Linked DNA regions of Homo sapiens: region 2 is linked to region 1. A link is a loop called in an ENCODE intact Hi-C map of the cell type or tissue named here. Cell type or tissue: IMR-90. All regions are shown on one strand.

The links. A loop is a pair of places that touch in the nucleus more often than their neighbours do. Peaks named below come from ENCODE experiments on the same cell type or tissue, not always from the same donor. Only the 100,000 strongest peaks of a DNase experiment are listed, where the experiment ranks them.
Region 2: it touches region 1 in a loop (7-fold over the local background); 3 of 110 quality-filtered maps call a loop at or near these places.

The regions. Positions count from the first base shown.
Region 1 is chr4:142,349,465-142,357,464 of GRCh38, forward strand. The region is part of intron 7 of INPP4B (inositol polyphosphate-4-phosphatase type II B); the gene reads right to left. Among named protein-coding and RNA genes, the nearest start is that of INPP4B, 490 kb to the right of the region's middle. In IMR-90, a CTCF peak has its summit at 3,865 (motif pointing right); a DNase peak (open chromatin) is centred at 3,877; H3K4me3 peaks cover 285 bases; H3K27ac peaks cover 1,565 bases.
Region 2 is chr4:143,021,536-143,029,535 of GRCh38, forward strand. The region is part of intron 1 of USP38-DT (USP38 divergent transcript); the gene reads right to left. Among named protein-coding and RNA genes, the nearest start is that of USP38-DT, 160 kb to the right of the region's middle. RefSeq lists an enhancer at 3,879-3,988. In IMR-90, a CTCF peak has its summit at 3,972 (motif pointing left); no DNase peak of the experiment used is centred here.

The DNA.
Region 1 (8,000 bases):
CAACCACTCTCTTAGCAAATAGTTTGAAACTGGAGAATGATTTAGATGTAAGTAGAATCTCATTGATCAGCTTTTCCATTTTCTTGCAAAGGTGAAGAATGTTTCAGTTTAATATAAAATACAGGCCTTTTTTGACATCAATAATTTATGAAAATAAAATATTTTATGAAGATTTCCTATATATCCACAAAATACTCTTCTCTTTGAAACAGAAATTTTGTGAAAAGGAAGAATGTTAATCACTATCTGAATGTAATATCAAGAGCTGTTCTCATAAAAGGCACATCTTTAGATTCTTTCCCTCCCCAAGAATCAAAGAATCACACATGAGCTTATTTGTCAGCTATAGTTTTTAAAATAGACAAAGCAAGAATTTTATGCTCAAGTAATTCCAGATCTTTCTGAAACCAATACTGTCAGATAAGTTGTAAAAAAAAAAAAATCCATCATTACTGCCACTATCAAACCACTGAATATCTGTTTATTCTCTTTAATGTATGACAGAGATAAAGAGTTTTCTAAAAAGGTACTCTATTGCCTTAAAAATAGTCTTGCTTTAGGACACAGACTATTATCACCACAATCAAAGCTACCTCTTCGGCGCTTAGAATGCAATAAGACATAAGAAAGAAAATTACCATGAGATATGAGGCTGAAGAACTTGAATTGTATGTTGCTTTCCACTATTAAGAACAGTCTGCACTATTAGCCTTTCTCTGAGTGTTCAGAGATGTAATTTGTAATGGTACTTCAAGAACATATTGTATGTCCTTGCTTTATTTGAGCAAAAAAATAGAAATCGAATCATTGTTGTACCATTTTCTCTTCAATAATTGCTGTCCATGTTGCAGTTGTCACTTCTATATGATAATTTAAAGATAAGTCAGAGTGTATAATGCATAATATTCAACCTCTCTCTTCTTGGTGATCATTCTTCCAATTATTTTCTTTGGTAAAACAAAAAACTAAGACCTACATCAGTTTTCCTTACACACCACCAATACTAATGTAATTCAAATTCTCACCACATTTCCCCTTCCCCTAGGTTTACCTCATTCTGCATTAATGTTCTAATCCTTACTTTACTATAGCAGAATAAGTATATTATTCATAAACCATTGAGCCTCAACCAAAAGGCCTCGTGTGGTGTAAATTTCAAGTACCCTGCTATTGGTAAGATATTTTACAACACAGAAGTCATTTAAGAATGTCTAAGCCACTGTTATTTTCCAAGATTTAAAAGAGCAAAAATGTTAATGAAAATAAAATTCTACCTTTACACTGCAAAATTATACTTTACTTTTGTCTACATTGGAAAGCATTTTACATAAAGCTGTGCAAGAAATTATCTCTCAGCTCCAAATCTATTTGTCCATTCTGTAAACTTCATTGTGATGCTATGGCTGAGACTCTCAAAACCATGTTTATCCTGACTCTGATGGCTCTATGTTAGGCTCTTCTAACAGGGAGCCCAGATGGAAACTGAAAAGCCTGGTGAAGAAAGAAGAAATATTGTTTTCCTATGGGCTAGCTGACTGCCTGCTATTCCTAACAGCATCACCCTAGCTGTTTTGTTTGCCCAAGGAGCAGCTGCTCCTTCCTGTAATAGCAGCTGAAACCAGTTTGCAATACTTCCAACATTTGCAGTACTATTGCATGGCTTTCAGAGATACTAGAGCTAGCCTGACCCATGTTCCCTCTGCAGAATGAATTTCAGGTCTATGGGTCTTGTCCAAGTTCACCATTAGTGGGATAAATTTCAGCTCTACTAGTCCTTTCCTCCAAGATCTAAGTTTTAATAACTCCAAAGTCTTCTCTCTATTCCCTACCTCTAGAGCTGGAAGCTGCATCCTACAGTTGCCACTTCTGTGATTATTTGTAGTTCTCTTTTACCCTTTCATTGATTTTATTAACAACAATCTTATATCTAGTTAACAGTTACTTACATTTAATATCTATGTTCAAATAACTGGCGTGGTTTCTGTTCCCTGATGGACCCTGATTGATTCAATCACCCTATAGGGGCTGTTAGAGAAAGCATTTTTGTCCCCATTTCAGAAAGGGTAACATTTTGTTAATCACTTGATAAGAGAAAAACCTGGGACTTGGACTCAGTTATCAAATCCATTTATAGCACCTTTTCCATAGAAACTACTTCCTTTTGGACACTGAATAAAATTCTTCTCCTAAATGCTCTACATATCCAGTCAAGAAACGTAGAAAATAAATAAGTTGGCCAAGATGAACATGGCTATTAAAGTCAGATCTTTTGTACAAAGCCCCAGCTTAATTTTCACATCAAGGCTCTTCAATTTCAATAATTTCTAATAGTATTAAGAGTTGGGGTTAAAATGTATTGTTATTCTTGTAGTATAATAAATGGTCATGATCTGTTAAATGTGAGCACATTGAAGAATGCCAAAACAATACTTGTGAGCTCATTATTTCCTATATAGTTTTAAAAGTGGAACTGAAAAAGCAAAAGCAAAATACTAAATGTAATATAGCTCTCTTTTACATTTGCTTGCTGCCAGATATTCTATAAATATAAAAACAGATCTCGGAAGCTGCTGTTTAGAATATAAGTAATGAATTTCCTGATGGGGTGTTCAGTAAAATTTTCCAGACATGAGCTTTCTTCCTCTGGTTGGCCAAATAGTGTGTTTTTCCCTCCTGTCTGCCCAGCGAATGTGTTTCTAAAGACCGCTTTGTGTTCCTGAAAATCACAGGAATTCCTGTATAGTACAACGAAGGCCCTGGCAGCAAAGCCTAATCAAGTTGAAGAAAGCACCACAAATACTTCCCAAATGGCTTTCTTCCACAATTGGCAGTATTAAGACAACAAAAGAAAGTGAAAACAAAGGCTACAAAAATAATACATCAACTTTCCTTCTTCTCTCCTCATTTGCTTCCAGGTCCTCAAGACTGAAACACACACACATAGATTAAAAGTACAATTATATCTGTAGTACCTATCATATTCTGTATGATGTGAAAATGATATTTGTAATTATAAATTAATATATATCATATATATATATTACTTTTCTACACCAAAAATATTCCCAACCCATATGTGTACATGTCTTACCAGGAGTTTAACAAATTCACTTGCTACTTTAATATAATAGGATCATACTTCAGCTCCCTTTTGGGGGTTTATGGCACACCACTAACAGAGAACAAAGTAAGAAATGAGAAAAACAGAAACCCTTCCACCTCTCTAATTACATTTTGTTAATTAAACACCTATGAAAGTGTAAACACTCATTCTTATAAACTGAATATTATCAGGATTTGCCTTGAGAAATTCATGGTAAATATTATAACAGCATCCGAATTGCCTGTACTTATTACTGAATACAGCCTGTTGTGTAGGAGGCAATATCCTATAAAAGTCACATGCTACGTTATCCATGGAAACTTTAGCTGATGACAAGTGGCCTATTCAGTTACAAATATAGTCACTTAGAAATATAGGGTGGTGTTTTTTCAGCTCACTACCCATATAACTAAACTCCTGTCACTTGACTTTAGAGATTATCTGTATTTTGGAACATAGAAGCCCAATGTGCTACCACCGAGGATAAAAGGTAAAAGGTAAAAAGCATTAAAAGGTAAAAAGCCACTAAATGCGTACTTTTTAAAAGTCCATTATAAAAAACGATGTCTTCAACCTTTTATTAATGAGGCGCAGCTGTGAATAGTCTACTTTCATCTTATTAAAACGTCTACAGGTAATGAATAGAGAGCGTGATAATATATTCCTCAGGAAAGTTTCAAGACTTTGAAAACAGAACCTTATATTGCAATGCTTTCTAAGTTGCAAGCATAAATATTAGCCTCTAGGGGGAGCGCTAGGCTCTTCCCCTTAGATTTTCTAAATGCTAAGTCAAGAAAAGAGGAAAAAATTCCATTCCCCTAAGAGAGAATGATCCAACTGGTCAGATTCCAGGACATTGATTGGACCATGTTTTGTGGGACTGAAGCTTTCAGAAGTTTTTAAAAGGTCAGCATAAGCAATAACTTCTCTTCTCAGACTCTCCATGCCTTCCATAGGTGGCAATCAGACTAAATCTCTGCCCTGGCAAACTACTTTTTCTTTCTCTCTCTGTATATATACGTGCATATACATATATACATACAGATGCATATACAACTGCATCTAGGATTATCTGATTGCTGCCTTTGCTTAGCCACTTATGTCCATGTCCTTGAAGATAAATATTGTACAAAGGAATATTTGGCTTTTTGGTGCACTGCCCATAATATCACAGCACCCAAGATCTTTCTCTAATTTCTAATAGCATTTGCAAATAGTATAGAGTTTGTTTATTTTAAAGTTGCACAGAATGCCATTACCTAGCTTAGTGACTTTGGGCAGATCACCCTGTTCTGTGAGTCCCACTCTCCTCACTAAATGGTTTCTAAAATGTTTTTGATTCCAAAATTCTATGAGTTTTTATCTTCAACAATTTTTTCCCAATGCTAAATGAAATTTTGTTCAATAACTCTTGGTGGTCTAAGTCATTTCCCCACTGTGTGATTTAATTGACATAATGCCGTTCAAGGTCACAGAGCAAAACCTAAAACATCTAGCAAGCACATAAAAATTCAAGTCAAATGCATACAACCAGTCAGCTGCAAAGATCTCAAATGCAATAGCCGAAACCACCTAAGCAGACAAATCTAAATAGCAAAGTCACAATCTGCCTTTTATCTAGCATATTGGGTATCTTGTGCCACGAACCTTCTCAGAGCCTTGGGACATGGGCTCAGCAAATGTGTATGCTGACTCTTACACCTAAAAATTCAGTAGAAGCACAGATCATCTTCCTGAATGTGCCAGCAGATCTTTATCCCATAACTATGTGCAATTCAAACACAGGTTTGGATGAGTACGGCTCATTTATATGTAGGAAGAACAGAATTTTCACAGGAAAAGCAGAGTGGAAGATTCTTGTGTCCCCCACAGACCTGGAGTTCTTGTCTATTTCCATTCGGTACCTTTTATCTATCTTGGGCATTTAAGGAATAAACCGGCCAGAACAATTCAGATGGAAGACAAAAAATAAAATAGAATCATTAGTTCCAATTCTTCCAGAGAATTCATCTAACAAAATGAGCTGGTGTTATGGGAGGTAGAACAAAGAGAATCCTAAATTGTATTTAATCCAATAGCTTTACTTCACTAGTTAGAAAACTGAAACTTAGCAAGGTCCAATCTTTCATTGGAATGACCTTTATTTTGAGCTTATTTTAGATGTTATTATGTGCTTTGCCATAATGGGGAAAGGTGAATGGAAAATTCTGCCTTCGCATATTCCAGAGATTAGGGAGACAAGCTAAATATACCTAACTAACATACGGCTAGTTATCTATTTCTGTATAACAAAGCGAGGACTTAATGGCTTGATGGTGATTTATCACTTCTCACAGTTCTGTGAGTTGACTAGGCAATTATGTTTGTCTCATCTGGGCTCACTCATGGGGTTCAGATAGCTTGTGGCTCGTGGCTCGAGTGGGGCTTGGGACTCTAAGATGGCTTCATTCACATGCCTAGGGCCTCAGTAGGATGACTGGCATGGCCCTGAAAACTGCGAAGCTCTCTCTCTGTGCAAACTTTCACCTGGACTTTTTATATGATTCTGGAAGTATTCCAAGAAGGCAAAAGTAAAAACTGCAAAGCGTCTTAAAATAGAAGTTCAGAAGCCACATTATATCACTTCTGTTGCATTCTATCAAAGCAAGTCACAAGGACAGATCAGTTTCAAAGAGTGGGAAAATAGACTCCACCTCTTTATAGGAGGAGCTGCAAAGAATCTGTGGTCGTATTTAATCTAACACATCCGGACAACAGAGAGAAATCAGGAAGTTGAATGAGATGCAGATTTGCTCTTTTTTTTCCCCCCACCAGAATATGTATTTAAGGATAGAAGTGATGTTACAGGTCATTAATTTATTTATTCAGATATTTCAGTATTTTGACTTCTGACAAATCAAACCCATGCCAATGCTATGCTTTTATACAATTTCTACATCATAACTGGCACTCACTAAACCCACAATCAACAATGAAGAAAAAAGTAGGCACAGGCATGTTTCATAGAAACTAAAATAGACTTGGTCAGCTTATTTATTAAGCACATATTCTTATCTACTATGAAAAGTCATGACCTTCTTAGCTGAGGAAAGCAATTACTTTTGCACAGAGAATCTTTATATAACAACACAAAGGATATTCAAAATTTACCAGTTTCTGGCAAGACTAAAGCACTTAAGGCAGGCAGTGTTAATCATGCAAACTTTGTGAAGCAATTCAGCTTATCAGAGCATGAGATGAACGAAGTCAAAGCTTTGATCCTCAGATAGGCCAATATATTTCATGGAGAGAAGCCTTTTTTTTTTTTAACATAAGGATAGCTTTGATCACTTCTTCAACTACTGAGTCTTTTCTTAACCTCAAGAGAAATGAACAGAATTCAATAAGATTACCTATTTTTAAAATGCCACATACTCCAATAGATACTACTGGGGCTACAAAAAATTAGAACTATGTAGTTTTATCCTCCCCAAATCTTTCATATTGATAAGGGCAAAAAATAGGATGACACAATTGGTTTACAATGTATAAAATGATAAAGTGCTGGACAGAAGGTACAAATTACAATACAAGTTCAAAAGAGAAAGATTATATTAGTTAATCTAGAAAATGTACAAAGGAGGTGATATTGGCAGAATACCTTTAAAGATGGGGTAAAACTTTTGCCAGGGGAGAAAGGCATTCTAGATAAAAGGGAGAGAGGAGAGCAGTGAGTGTTGATTTGAAAATAAGAAAGGGTAATTCAACTGTGTAAGAATGAGAATGTACAGAGATGTGTGGCCTACTTTTCTCAGAGACAGGGGTCAAGTAAGGGAGAAATCTAAATCTTATATAAATGTTTGAAATGATATGAGAAGGAAATGTGAGGAAAGCTTGGATAGCTTTCCATCCAGAACTCAAGGGTTGGGGATCCTGGTTAGCAGGAGAGCAAAGACCAGGACCTGCAGGAGTGATGAGGAGCTGGGAGGATAAAAGGTTGCTCTTGAGTTAGTAAGGTTTCAGTTGTGAAGTAGTACAAATAACATATTTGGTTTCTGCTCTTAGTTCCTGGCACAGAACCCTAAAACCTTTGTAATTTCCTGAGTGATAGAAGTGTTAGGTGCATCTTTTGTCCTTTTATTTGGTCTTTGGCCTCAGTTCCTGACATAGAGCTTCTAATTCCTTGGAACTTTTTGGGTGATCAGAGGGTCTTTTATTCTAATGAGGTGACTCTTGGTGGGATGCTGGATGGCGGCTGGTCACCAGGAAGACCAAGGCATGGTTACAAGTTTGGAGCTTTTAGCCCCAGCCCTCATCCTGCAGGAAGGGGTGAGGGATTACACATTGAGTTAAAAATTGATTATGCCTACTTGATGAAGCCTCAATAAAGAACCCTAAACTACTGAGTTCAGAGTGCTTCCAGGCTGGTGAATACAACTATGTGCCAAGAGGGGGCACACCCCAACTTTACACATACAAAAGCTCTTGCACACAGGATCTTGCCAGACCTTGCCCTATTTACCTCTTCATCTGGGCTGTTCAGCTGTATCCTTTAAAATATCCTTTGTGATAAATTAGCAATAGTAAGTAGAATTGCTTTTCTGAGCTCTGTGAACCACTTTAGGAAATTATCCAACACTAGAAGGGGATGGCGGGAATCTCTGATTTGTAGCCAAGTCAGACAGAAATTGTGAATAATCTAGGGACCCACTACTTGTGATTAGCATCTGAAGTGAGGGGCAGTCTTGTGGTACTGAGCCCTTAACCTGTGGGGTCTTTGCTAACGGCACTGGTTAGTCTTAGAATTAAATTGCTGAACACACAGTTGATGTCCACAGGGATTGGGAGAATTGTTTGATGTGGAAAACCCACACATCTGGTCACAGAAGTGTTGAGTGTGAGTGTGAATATGGTGACA
Region 2 (8,000 bases), 670 kb after region 1:
CATGCTTTCATAAAAAGGAAGCTGCAAAAAAATGATCACTCCTTCCAGTTTCATTATTAGTGTAAGCCTCTTCTTTGACCACTGGTATAAACATTTAGCTTATTTTGTGTTAGTTCATATTTTTGGTATTTCCACCACTGAACATGACAGAGGCTATACTCCTGAAAGCTACTGGATAATTGTAATTGACAATTTCCAAATTAAACTGATAAAGAAACAGTGAGCATTTGTTTTAATTTTTTACATATTTTTGTAGATATCCAGGAAAACTTGTCTGAAGTTTTTAACACCATCTGTTGCTTATCATATACTTTTAATGGAATACTGGAATGCTCTATCTTTTATATTAATTTTCCTAAAGTAAATGAACTTTTTATGTAATAGAATAAAATTAATACCTTTGATACATCATCTAATAAGTATAATTTGGAGGAAATGGAGTATTAATGACTCAAGGTGCAAATTACCATTTAAGTAAGGGTAGAAAGATGATAAAACGCAGACTCATTATGTACCTCTAGCAATTTTTCAAGTTTTATTCTTTTTACCATTTAAGTAATTATGTCCTCCCTTTGGACATCACTTTTTTCTGTTCTCCAACTAAATAATTTTTAACTTACAAACATTCAGCCCCCTACTTTTGTGGCTGCTTTTGCAATTCCAAATGAAAACGTCTTCTACAAATTTAATCAATATATTTACAAAAATAACACAAAATTTCGCTAACATCCTCTTTCTACTGATTTCAAATTAATCCAAATTTAGTGTTCATTTAGTTCAGAATCAGGAGATTCCAGTAACCACTGTGCAGTTCCCAGAATTAAACAGTTGAATTCTATTCAGTTGACCGGGTAAATGTAAGACATGCTGGCTGTCCCATTAACTTCCTAACATAATTAGGAATGAAATAATCTAACTGCTCCAAGTCAGCTCAGGATATGTTTTACAGTCTTATATCTCATAAGAGGAATCCCCAGTGTATGGGCTGGACCAAATCTAAATCCACTTTATTCAGTCCTCAAGGTCATAATACTGCACTAGGTGCTGCCAATATATTCCAAGACATGATCCTATATGTCTGTCAGAATGTACATCTAATATCAGGGTAACAAATAGGTTTAATTTTGCATGTCAACTCGATTAACTGGTGGAGTCTGCCTTGAGCAGCCTGTTAAGGACATTTTAAGGCTACGTACAGACTTGGAAGAATAGATGTATTAGCAATGTCGGCCATGTGTTCAGAAAGGGGGAAATTGCAACTTAAATGTCTCATATTTACTGATCCTAATCAAAGAATTTCAAGAGAAAAAATGGAAATGCCTAACCCAGAAGTTCAAGTAAAATCTGAAGTGTAATAAAAATAGTTTATACCTACTAATCTGCATTCCCTTTCTTCTTAACGGAAGAATTTCCATCTCTGCCAGTTTTCCTTTTACATGTTTCTCTCTCTTCTGCTGTATGTCCTAATTCCTCCCTTTCTCTACCACAAAATAGAAGTCAGAATTCATTTAATAAAGTATTTTTTCATTTCCTCTAATATTTTTATACAGTGAACTTTTAAATAGCACCCTCTCCCTACCACAATGAAAGTTTTGAATCAAAACAAAAGTTGTTCTTTGACTTGTATGTGGAAAACATTATTACTTTTAGTAGATCAATTTCCTCTTAGCGAAATAAAAGTCATCCTATTTCCTTTCAGAAGGTCATTAGTGAAGGCTGCTTGATTCATGTAGACATGTGTGTTCAGGCCAGACCTTGCCTTGGAATCTGTCTGCCCAGCAACCACTGCTCTGCATCCTGTACTCCAGCTCACCTCCAATCTTGCTAATTGCTTCTTGACTCTACTCTGTGCACCACAGTCCACAATCTTCAGTCCCTATGGTTTGGGTGGAAAAGCAGGAATGGCTCCACCCTTCCAATATCCAGGAATGTGCATGTCACAGATCTGGCCAATCCACACAGTCATGATTGGTTCAAGGATGGACATATGACTCAACTTTGTCCAGTTGAGAATTGAATCTGAGACTTTTGTGAATATTATTGAATATTCACAGAGAAAAAACTTTCTGAAGTCACTGAACTTAAAGGATGTCAGCCTGGCACTGTAGGAGATGCACTACAAAAACAGAGCCTGCACACAGAAAGGAAGTAAAATAGAGGCTACCAAGGGCTGGGGGGATGAAGGGAAGGTTATTGTTTAATGAGTATAGAGTTTCTGTTTGGGATGATGAAACATTCTGGAAATGAATAATGGTGATGGTTACACAACATGGTGAATATACTTACTGCCACAGAATTGTACAATTAAAAATAGTTAATATGGTAAATTTTGTGTTATATATTTTAACACAAATAAATAATAAAATAGCAGTTAAAAACATCTGAGGAGGAGGTGGAGCAAGATTGCCAAATAGAACCCTCCACTGATCTCCCCCACAGGAATACCAAATTGAGCAGCTTACTGGAAGGCACCTTACTGAGGACTAAAAATCAGGTAAATGATCACAGTACCTAGTTTTAACATCATATTAAAGAAGGAGGCACTGAAAAGGATAGAAAACCCAGTCTCGAATTGACAACACCACCCTGCTCCTATCTCCCAGCAGTGCTGCATGGCACGAAGAGAGAGAGTCTGTGCAATTGGAAAAGGAAGAGTGTAGTGATTGTGGGACTTTGCATTGGAACTCAGTGCTGCCCTGTCACTGTGGAAAGCAACACAGTGTCCATGAAGACAGCATTTATACCAGCCCTACTCAGAGAGGAATCATCCATCCCAGCAGTTGGAACCTGAGCTCTGGCTAGCCCCATGACTACCACTGCTCTGAGGTCCTAAATAAAACTGAAAGGCAGTCTAGGCCACAAGGACTGCAATTTCTGGGCAAGTCCTGGTGCTGTGTGGGCTCAGAACCAGTGGACTCAGGGTGCAATGACTTGTGAGACACCTGCTGGGATGGCCAAAGGAGTGCTTGTGTCACCTCCACCCCAATCCCAGGCAGCATTGCTCATAGCTCCAGGAGAGACTCTTTCCACTTGAGGAAAGGAGAGGGAAGAGTAAAGAGGACCTTGTCTTGCAATTTGAATATCATTTCAGCCACAGTAAAATAAAGCACCAAGCAGAGTCCTGAAGACCCCATTTCAGACCCTAGCTCTCAGATGACAATTCTAGACATACCCCAGGAAAGAAGATAATCCAATACCTTGAAGGGAGGGACCCATACTTGGCAAGATTCATCACCTGCTAACTAAAGAGCCCGTGGGCCTTGAATAAACATCAGCAGTACATACCCAGGCAGTACTCACCAGGGGCCTTGGGTAAGACCCAGTGCAGTACTCACTTCAGGTGTGACCCAGCACTTTGCCAGCTGTGGTGGCCACAGGGAGAGACTCCCGCTTAAGGAAAGGAGAAGGAAGAGTAAAAAGAACTTAGTCTTGCAACTTGGGTATCATCTTAGTCACAGTAACACCAAGTAGAGTCCTAATGTTCACAACTTCAGGCCCTAGCTCCTGGACAGCACTTCTAGACCCACCCTGGGCCAGAAGGAAACTTATTACTCTAAAGCGAAGGAGACAAGCCTGGCTTGATTCACCACTTTCTAACTAAAGAACTCTTGGGCCTTGAATAAATATCAGCAGTAGCCAGGCAATAGTCACGATAAGCCTTCAGCAAGGCCCAGTACTGTGCTGGCTTCAGGTCTGACTTAGCAGAGACCCAGTGGTGGTGGCCACAGGGGTGCTGAGTCATCCCTCCCCCAGCTGCAGGCAGCAGGGCACGAAGAGAGAGAGAGACTCTGTTTGTTTGGAGAAAGGTAAGATTGGTACAAAAGTAATAATTGTGCCATTGAAAGTAATGGCAAAATCTGCAATTATTTTTGCACCAGCCTAATAATTCAAAGAATTCTTTGAGATCTTACCCAAAACCTCAAGGCAGTACCTCTACTAGTCTGCAAGAGTCACAGCATTACTGGGCTTGGAGTGCCCCCTAATGTAGATATGGCTGCAGTGATCAAAGACATAGATCACAGCACAATTCCTTTTGAATACTTGGAAAATCTCCCCAAGAAGGATGGGTACAAACAAGCCAAGACTGCAAAGACTACAATAAATACTTAACTATCCAATGCCCAGAAATCAACAAATATTCACAAGCATCAAGTCCATTCCACAAGGGAGATGGGTCAACATGGCTGACTAGAAACAGCTCATGTGTGCCTGTCTCATAGGGAGTGGACAGAGTGGCTAGTGAACATTGACCTTGCAAATCGGTTGTCTAAGAAACCACATTAGGATCCAGCAACACAGTGAGGGGACAGACAGAGCAGAGAGGAGCAAAGCTGGCCAGCAGCCCATCTGGGATCAGCACAGAACCAAGAGAAGCTTCTTAACATGGGGAAGAGCGTCTGGAAAATTCACACTTCCCACAGGAACCTGTGCAAGTCTGGGAACAGGAGAATCCCTCCAACCCCCGACCCTGGTCCTCTAAACTGAAGCAAAGAGCCACCCGGAATTTTTGCAAAGGCAACACTCAAGCCCACAGGGACCTCTACAAGCCCTGGACCCTGGAACAAACCAGCACCAATGAGATAGCTCCAACAGAGGCTGCAATCATTGTGCCCAGGTGCAGTAAGATTGCTTCACATCCCTCACCAGGCAAGGCTCAAAGCCAGTTTCCACACAGAAGCCCTGCTTCTTCCTGAATTCTGTAAGAAGGTTCAGCCTTCTGTTCCCCTGGGAAATATCTGGATGCCAGATCAGGCAACTCCACCCACCCTGGATGCTCAAAACCAGGTAAGCCATGCCTGCTAGAGCTTCCAGAAAGCAATCCTGCTTCTGCCTGAACTTTGTGGCCAGGCACAGCCCTATGTTCCCTCAGTAAACATCCAGACTGCAAGGCAGGCAACTCAACCCACCTCTACCATGTGTAGCCAGGCAAGTTACCTGCTAGAGCTTCCAGCCCAGTAGTCCCACTTCTGCCTGAACCCTGCCAGTAGGCTTAGTCCCCTATTCCCCCAGCAAACATCCAGATGGCAAGGTGGGTGACTTCACCCACACCCACCACTTATAGCCAAGCAGGCCATGCATGCTAGAGCCCACAAGTGGTAGGTCAGGTGACTTCACACATTAACACTGCTCCTAGGTGAGACTTGCTAGCTTGGGCAGTGTCCAAGCAGTGCTGAGCTCTCACTCTTAGACCACAAAGAGGGGGGAGATTCCTAGGTTTGCAGGCCAGCAGAAAAGCAGGGTGTGTCTCCCTCCACATGGCTGGCCCAGGAAGGGTACAGTCTGTCTGCCAACTGCAGGCCCTGCCTAAGGGAGCCCCGGCTTCCAGAACACCTAACAAAAGAAATGTGGGGATGGAGTCAGTGATTGGAAAGGGCTCCTCCAAGGCCCAAGAGTGGATCAGCTGAAGGTGTCATCTTGCTCCTCCCACACCACAGAGCATTGCTGCCAACTGAGCCAAAACAAAACAGCCATGCAGCTGAGTAAGAGCCTATCTGTCAGCCAACACTCTTAAGCACCAAAGCAAAGATCCAGCCACAAATAAAGAGTCTATACAAAGTTCTAGCACTCTGGAAACACCCAGAAATTAAGCCTACTGACTATACTCAATTTACTTCACAGTTAAAGGAAGACCAGCCCTCACACATGAGAAAGTATCAACACAAGAACTCCAGCAACTCAAAAAGCTGGTGTGCCCCTTTACCATCAAACAAACACACTAGTCCCCCAGAAATGATTCTTGGCAAGATTGAGATGACTGAAATGACAGACATAGATTTCAAAACGGAATGGCATAGAAGCTCACTGGGATAAAGAAGAAAGTTGAAACCCAATCCAAGGAGCTTAGTAAAACAACCTAGAAGCTGGACGATGAAATAGTCATTTTAACAAAGAATCAAACTATGAACTTCTGGAACTGAAAAGAAAATCACTTCAAGAATTTCACAGTACAATCAGAAGTGTCAACAGCAGAATAGTTCAAGCTGAAAAAAGAATCTCAGAGCTTGAAGACCAGTTCTTCAAATTCAAATTAACTCAGACAAAAGTAATGAAAAAAAGAATTTTAAAAATAAACAAAATGTCCAAGAAATGAGATTATGTAAAGAGACCAAATCTATGACTCATTGGCATTCTTTTCTTTTTTTTTTTTTTTTTTTAGATGGTGTCTCGCTCTGTCACCCGACTGGAGTGCCGTGGTGCGATCTCGGCTCACTGCAACTTCCGACTTCTTGGTTCAAGCGATTCTCCTGCCTCAGCCTCCCAAGTAGCTGGAGTTACAGGCACATGCCACCATGACCAGCTAAATTTTTTTTTATTTTTAGTAGAGATGGGGTTTTACCATGTTGGCCAGGATGGTCTCAATCTCCTGACCTCGTGATTATATACACAATGGAATATTACTCAGCCATAAAAAGGAAAAAATTAATGGCATTCACAGCAACCTGGATGGGATTGGAGACTATTATTCTAAGTGAAGTAACTCATGAAGAGAAAACCAAACATCGTATGTTCTCACTCATAAGTGGGAGCTAGGCTATGAGGATGTAAAGGCCTAAGAATGACACAATGGACTTTGGGGACTGATATGGTTTGGCTCTGTGTCCCCACCCAAATCTCATCTTGTAGCTCCTATAATTCCCACATGTTGTGGGAGGGACCAGTGGGAGATGATTGAATCATGGCAGCAGGTCTTTTCCATGATGTTCTCATGATAGTGAATGGGTCTCATGAGATCTAATGGTTTTAAAAATGGGAGTTTCTCTGCACAAGCTCTCTTTTTGCCTGCTGCCATACCCATAAGATGTGACTTGTTCCTCCTTGCCTTCCACCATGATTGTGAGGTCTCCTGAGCCATGTGGAACTGTAAGTCCAATAAACTTCTTTCTTTTGTAAATTGCCCAGTCTTGGGTATGTCTTTATCAGCAGCATGAAAATGGACAAATACAAGGATTCAGGGGAAAAGGGTGGGAAAGTGGGGAGGAATACAAGACCACAAATTAGGTTCAGTATATACTGCTCAGGGGATGAGTGCACCAAAATCTCATAAATCACCACTAAAGAACTTATTCATGTAACCGAATACCACCTGTTCCCCAAAAACCTATGGAAATAAAAAAAAATTTAATAAAATAAATAAAAATTAAAAAGAAGACATAGAAACAAAGAACTGACACCTGCTACCTCAAAAATACACTCAAGCACATAGCCCATGAAATATACAAAGCAATTATACAATCAAGTCTACAAAACAAACAGCAACAACACAATGACAGGATAGAGATCTCCTATATCAATACTAACCCTGAGTGTAAATGGTCTAAATACCCCCACTTAAAAGGCACAGAGTGGCAGGCTGGATAAAAAGACAAGACTCAATTGTCTTCTGTCTTCAAGAGATGGATGTCACATGTAATGATACTCACAGGATCAAAGTAAAGGAATGGAGAAAGATCTACCAAGCAAACACAAAACAACAAAGAGCAAGAGGTGCTATTCCTATATCAGATAAAACAAATTTTAAGCCAACAACAATTGCAAAGGACAAAGAATGGCATTACATATTGATAAAGGGTTTAATTTTTTTAAAGACTTAACTATCCTAAATATATACGCACCCAACATAAGACAAGAAGTTTTTCTCAACCTATGAAAACACTTAAACAGCCACACAATAATTGTGGGAGACTTTAACATTCCATTGACACCATTAGACAGATTATTGGGGCAGAAAGCTAATGAAGAAATTCTGGACTTAAACTCAACAACTGACCAGTTGGGCATAATAGACATCTGCAGATCCAGAAATCACAGAATATATATTCCACTCCATCCAAAAACCACAGAACATATACTCTTCTCATCTGCAAATAGAATATATTGTAAAATCAGTCACCTGCTCGGCCATAAAGCAAGTCTCAAAAAATTCAAAAAATGCAAAATCATAACAAGGATATACTCAGATCATAGTGCAGTAAAAATGGAAATCAATACCAAGAAGATCT